Linked DNA regions of Homo sapiens: region 1 is linked to region 2. A link is an interaction called in ENCODE POLR2A ChIA-PET data of the cell type or tissue named here. Cell type or tissue: HepG2. All regions are shown on one strand. Links, peaks and the distances in the headings refer to the core of each region. The heading gives the core; the rest is flanking DNA.

Evidence for each region. Peaks named below come from ENCODE experiments on the same cell type or tissue, not always from the same donor. Only the 100,000 strongest peaks of a DNase experiment are listed, where the experiment ranks them.
Region 1: POLR2A ChIA-PET joins it to region 2 with 6 read pairs; 1 of 35 experiments calls an interaction of 5 or more read pairs at or near these places.

What each region holds. Positions count from the first base shown.
Region 1 is chr16:14,248,103-14,251,018 of GRCh38, forward strand. It overlaps MRTFB (myocardin related transcription factor B), which reads left to right. Exons shown (of 17, transcript NM_001308142.2): 13 at 824-979. Among named protein-coding and RNA genes, the nearest start is that of TRT-CGT2-1, 36 kb to the right of the region's middle. In HepG2, for the core only: a CTCF peak has its summit at 1,618 (motif pointing right); a DNase peak (open chromatin) is centred at 1,619.
Region 2 is chr16:14,496,951-14,499,866 of GRCh38, forward strand. The region is part of intron 21 of PARN (poly(A)-specific ribonuclease); the gene reads right to left. Among named protein-coding and RNA genes, the nearest start is that of LINC03107, 70 kb to the left of the region's middle. RefSeq lists an enhancer at 1,144-1,288 and a cis regulatory region at 1,211-1,221. In HepG2, for the core only: no CTCF peak of the experiment used is centred there; DNase peaks (open chromatin) are centred at 811 and 1,271.

The sequences.
Region 1 (2,916 bases), core at 260-2,759, 250 kb before region 2:
TTAGGAGTGAGGATGTAATTGAAAGAGATGAGAAAACACTGATGAGCATGAAATTCCCTTTTGTGCGTACATAACCTATGTATTTACCGTGTCATGCAGTTTTGGTAAGTTTTCACCAAACATGGAGCACGAGTGAACAAGAAACCATTTGAAGCAGTGCTCCTCAGCCTCGACACCCAAATACCTGAAACAGGCGAGAGGAATCATCTCGTACCCCTGTGGTTAGGAGGCAGGGCCCACAGACCCTTTGGCAGATGCAAAAATTCTGATTCCTCTGTTTTATCTTTAGGGTATCTGTGAAATTGAAAGTCTATTCCATAATAAATCCTTAAATTTTTTGGTCCAAATCTTCCATTGCTGTAGTAGAAACGAGAACCGTGTTTTTATCCTTGGGTCTGAGGGCGCCCTGGCCCCATTGCTGGCTCTCCCTAGGGAATGCACACACCGCTTGCAAGCAGCAATTGGGACAGTTAGGTCTCACGAGTTGCCTTGCTGTTATTCAAGTATTACAGTACCTGAGCTATTATGTGTAGAACTGCCTTAGGTTCTTATTATTTCCATTTCCATTTTCTCAAAATTTTCAAATGAAAAATCTTAGCTACTTAGGAATAATAAGAGCATGCAGTGACTGGTCTGATGTTTCCCTCTCTGGTTTAGAATCATTAAAGTTCAGATTTCTGTGCAGATGAAGTGTGTATCTGTAACCTTGGTCTTATTTCATTTAGATACAATCCCCAAGTGACCAGTGATTCTACACCTAAGTTCTGATTTCTAACTTTGATTCTGACAATTAAATTGATGTTTTTTTCAATTCACCTCCTAGACTTCACCACAAGCAGGAATGCAGACTCAGCCTCAGATAGCAACTGCTGCACAAATACCAACTGCTGCCTTGGCCTCAGGCTTGGCCCCAACTGTACCTCAGACACAAGACACGTTCCCGCAGCATGTGCTCAGTCAGCCTCAACAAGTCAGAAAGGTTTGTAAATGCCAAGGAGCAATAGAATGTCGCTGATTTTTACCATCCTCCGATCATCCATTCAACAAGCATCTTTGTAAACGCCCTGGGAAGTTCCTGTTCATTCTTTTCTGTGATCCATCTCCCATAGAATGAGCCTTAGGTCAGATGCCATTTGGCTGCAGATTTCCCAGTTATTTGGAATGGAGAAAGACCTTTTCATTACTGAAAGATAGCTCGCCTTCGCAGTTAACCCCTTTTCCAAGGGAAAGTTTCAAAAGTATTTGTTTTCAATCCTCATATATTAAATTTACTGAATTTTAAAATAAATGTTTTCAAATTAAACATACTGTGGAAAAAAAGATATGCTGTTCCCTTGGAAAAGGTATTTGAAGATGAAAAAGATACTCCCAAAATGTTTATGCTGAGTAAGATCTTGAAATACATTTGTAAGACTTTGCCATCTCAGATTAAGAGCCCAGAAGGTCTTATCAATTCCAGTTCACCATTGCCTAGGTGTTTGGCCTCATGCAGAATTCACTTACCTTCTCTGAGAGTCAGTTACCTCATCTTTAAAATGAAGTTGGTGGTCTAGGATTCAGTGTCCTCTACACAAATAACTACCAAAAAAATTCTCCCGCATTCCCCGGTAGCCAGTAGGTGGAGCTATGTGCACATCTCCTTGCCAGAAAAATCTTATGCCTCAAAAATAGGTCTTACTCTTTTAAACCTTGAAAATTATTAATCCCAGAGTTTTACTCTTCAACATGAAAGAACCCAGGTAATGAGTTGTGCCTGTGATCTGCCTCAGGATAGTGTGAACTGTCTGGGTGAAACCAGCTTTGGGGACAGCTGCAGTCACATGTAACACGTGTGCTGCTTCAGAATCTCCTCTGCGAGAGGAATCATGGTTGTATGTTACTGAGTTTGGGGAAAGCTCGAAATACCATTTTAGTGTAATTAAAAGCTTAGTAAATGTTCCAATGTTAAGACAATTTGTTTTAGGGAGGAAAGGAAAAAATAATATGTAGATAGGATAAATAAGGGCTTTTTCACTAAGTCTGTAAACACTAGAATTAGGAATCATTACTTCTAGTTTAAAGGAAGTAATTTTTTACCAAATTTAAGGAAAATTAATTTTTTCAAATAGGAGTATATTTACAGAACTCATCACCATGGAGATTGTACTGTTTGAGGTATATACACATAGACTTTCCTGCTTATGAAATACAGAGGTTTTTTAGAATATTAGTGGTATAGAACGTGTTAAGTATTTTTGAGCAAACCAAGTTCTATGAAATACAGTTACAATATCAGCAGTATGGCCACATATTTGTAAAAGACCCTAAAACTTGTGGCTCTTGATGGAGGTGCTAAACAAAACATTTTGGAGTTCCACAGCAAGAAGTTCTCACCTTTGCCTGTTGGAACAGAAAACAGCCTCTCCAAAGGGGACCAGTTTTACATGGGGCCTTGCTTGTATTTGAAGACATTTTCAAGAAACTGGAAAATTGAGTGTGACCACAGCAGGTTGAGGTTTTAGGTAGGATGGAAAGGGGGCCAGGTAGTAAGAAGCTTACATGCCAGCCAAAGATTAGGGTTTTACCCAAATCAGGAGAGCCAAGGAGTGTGGTAGGGGCCATGCCTTGAGAACACGTTGTGGCAGGGGGTCTATGCCGCAAGGCTGCTGCAGAATCCCTGTGATAGATAGTGAAGGCCAGGCGCAGGACAGCAGAGAGCAGAGGCAGATTCAAGCGGCGTCGCTGAGATGTGTGAACACTGAGGGAGAAAGCAGAGTTGACTGATAGTCCTATTTACCTAAGTTTTAAAAAAAGCAGAACCAAGAATTATTTTCCCTCAGAAGCTGAGAGGCAGGGGGTAATGGGAAAAAGGAGAAAAATCGTTTGGAATATTTTAAATTTGAGATACCTAAGATGATGATGTAAGTGGCTTTGACG
Region 2 (2,916 bases), core at 103-2,602:
AAAATAACTTGCCTGATGTCACCGTGCTGGACTGCCGTGCACAGCCAGTATTTAACCCGTTGTTGACGCCCCTTCCCCTGCCTGAGGGATTCCCAATTTAATGCCAGCATACAGCCTGCAATAGGTTTTAAATTGCAACAGTATCACTAAACAATACCTACTTTTACTACATGAAACCCACTCTCATACGTCCTTTTCTTCGACTTTCTCCCCTCTTTTTTTTAAATGCTGGTATCTACCAGCATTGATTTCCTGACCCACTAAACAAGCCCTGCCTGACCTGAACTCTATAACACAACACAGCTCATTGACACCCACCATTCAAAACAGCATTTCTATGTGACAATGTGCTTTGTGTTCTAAAAGGTTAATCAACAAAAGAACGTTTAGGACACAATCTCTTCACAGCCTGCGTGTAACTGAAGCACTGGCTGGAGGTAGTGGCTGCATCTACAGATTCAAGTTGGGTCCTTTCACCTGGACTAGTTCTCAGGAACTTCAGATGCCAGGTACAAATATATACCTAATAGGCACACACACCACCTGCATCAAGACAACACTTTTGGACCTAGCTAACTTTGGCAACTTGTTGGGCTGTTTATGAAGTATTAAATCTGCCACAACATTAGTGATACGGTGATAAAGCACAGTGCTCCATGTTTCTTCTACTTCCCATAGCCACATACGCAAACAGCCTGACAGAGCAGCACATATTTTAAGGCTTACAGGTTTCAGTGGTTGAAAAGCTTAGTCTGTTTGTGTATAAGCTAATATAGGAGCTGCTGGGCTGCACTATTTACACTTTCATTAAGGGCTGCACTATTTACACTTTCATTAACTGTGTCTCTGTGGATGTTTTGAAGTGGTTTTCATCTGATAAAAGAATTTACTGGCCGGGTGCGGTGGCTCACACCTGTAACCCCAGTACTTTGGGAGGCCAAGGCAGGTGGATCACAAGGACATGAGAGCAAGAGACCATCCTGGCCAACATGATGAAACCCTGTTTCTACTAAAAATACAGAAATGAGCTGGGTGTGGTGGCATGTGCCTGTAATCCCAGCTACTCAGAAGGCTGAGGCAGGAGAATGGCTTGAACCAGGGAGTCGGAGGTTGCAGTGAGCCAAGATGGTGCCACTGCACTCCAGCCTGGCAATAGAGAGAGACTCCATCTCAAAAAAAAAAAAAAAAAAAAAGAATTTACTTATACCTCATGACTCAGCTTATTCATTAACCCAGTGAAACCCCGGAGGAGAGGAGGGGAACTGGAGAGAGAAAGAGAATGATGGGCAGCCAGGCAGAGCTGAGCTAGCTCACCTGCGAGGTGAGTCATGGCCCCTGGGAGGGAGGGTGTCTGTCACCAAAAGCAGCCTCTCCCAACCTATTAGAGAGTCACAGAAATTCCGTATCAATAGTAAATGGGACAATTTTGTCTCTGGTTCCCTTTAACCGTCCCTTGCCATGCTCCTAGCATTGGAAGCACTCAGCACTTTCCTGATGGTGCCAGGATGCTGCGCTATGAACATGAGTCCTCTTCCTAGGCCTGCCTCTCACCTCTTCCCACCTGCTAGCCCTGCAATCCACCTACAGATGCAGAGCAGCTCCAGGACACATCATACACGATCTGTCACCACCAAGAAGGTTTGAAAAAATGCCAACACCACCTCCTTGAACACCAGGCCAGCTCCTCCGTGCCTTCATGGAGCCCTGTGCCTGTGCTTCCCATCCTCTGTGGAGAGAGAACAGTTTATTTTAAAGGAAGGGAATGAAATCCTCTCTCCAGACTATGGGTTGCCTTGGGACGATGAAATTTACTTGTTGTAACTGGCAATATTTGACTTCGAAAAAGAGTTACACTTCTCCAAAAGGGAAATGGATAAAGAATGAGGATGTTATTTTTATTTTCCACATCAATTTTACGCTTTGCCTTGATGAGATGATGTGCTCAATGACTAATTTATTTCATTGGTGAGTTCTGTCTAGACCCTACACGCTGAAACCCTGAAGGTCACCAAATGTCCCCAAATGGTGGCGCAAATCTGAGTAAGAATTGTTTTGATTTTGAAGTCCCATCCTGCCTGGGCATTTAACACAATGATTCTACACTTGTATTGTTGTTTCTGCTTTTAAATGACCACATCACTTCCTTGTGGATTTGGGATCTTAGGAGGACTATTCCAGCTCTTTATTTTCTTTTTCCTTAAGTAAGCTGCTTCCCTGTTACGGGGGCTGTTGCTGCTGACACCAGACCTAAAGACAGCATTCAGGTCTGAACTGGAGCAGGTTAGGCTGCTAGGAGAGGAAGCATGCTGAGTGACATTACTCTTGAGTCTAACACAGGTAATACAGGGGGATGGGAGAAGGAGAAAGTAGGGAGAGGGAGAGAGCGGGACAGAGAGAGGAAGTGGAAGGAGACAGTGAGCCTGCAGGGGAATCAGGGAGAGCGAACTTTTCCCATTTGCTGAGGAACTGCTTTTATTAATAGAAGGTGGCAACTCCCAAAATTCAAAGAAGTAACAAGTTCTTCACCACTCCTGGACATTAAAAGGATCTGTGAAATTCTTTGCCAGCAGGAGAATACGATTTTTAAAAAAGTGATATTGACATTGTTCAGCTTTCCAGACTCAAGTCATTAAATCTCTAAATTGTTCTAAATATTCATTTTGCTTTCTACATTCTAAAAGTGTAGAGCTTTTTTGTCTATTTAAACATTCATTGTAAAAACCAACTGGTTAGATAAAAAAGTCAAGCCAAAAGAGAGAAATGTAAAAAACTAAAACAAGCCAGGTGCAGTGGCACGTGCCTGTAATCCCAGCTACTCAGGAGGAGGAGGCAGGAGGATCACTTGAGCCCAGGAGTTCAAGTCCAGCCTGGGAAACAAAGGGAACCCTGTCTCCAAAAAATGTTTTAAATAAAAAC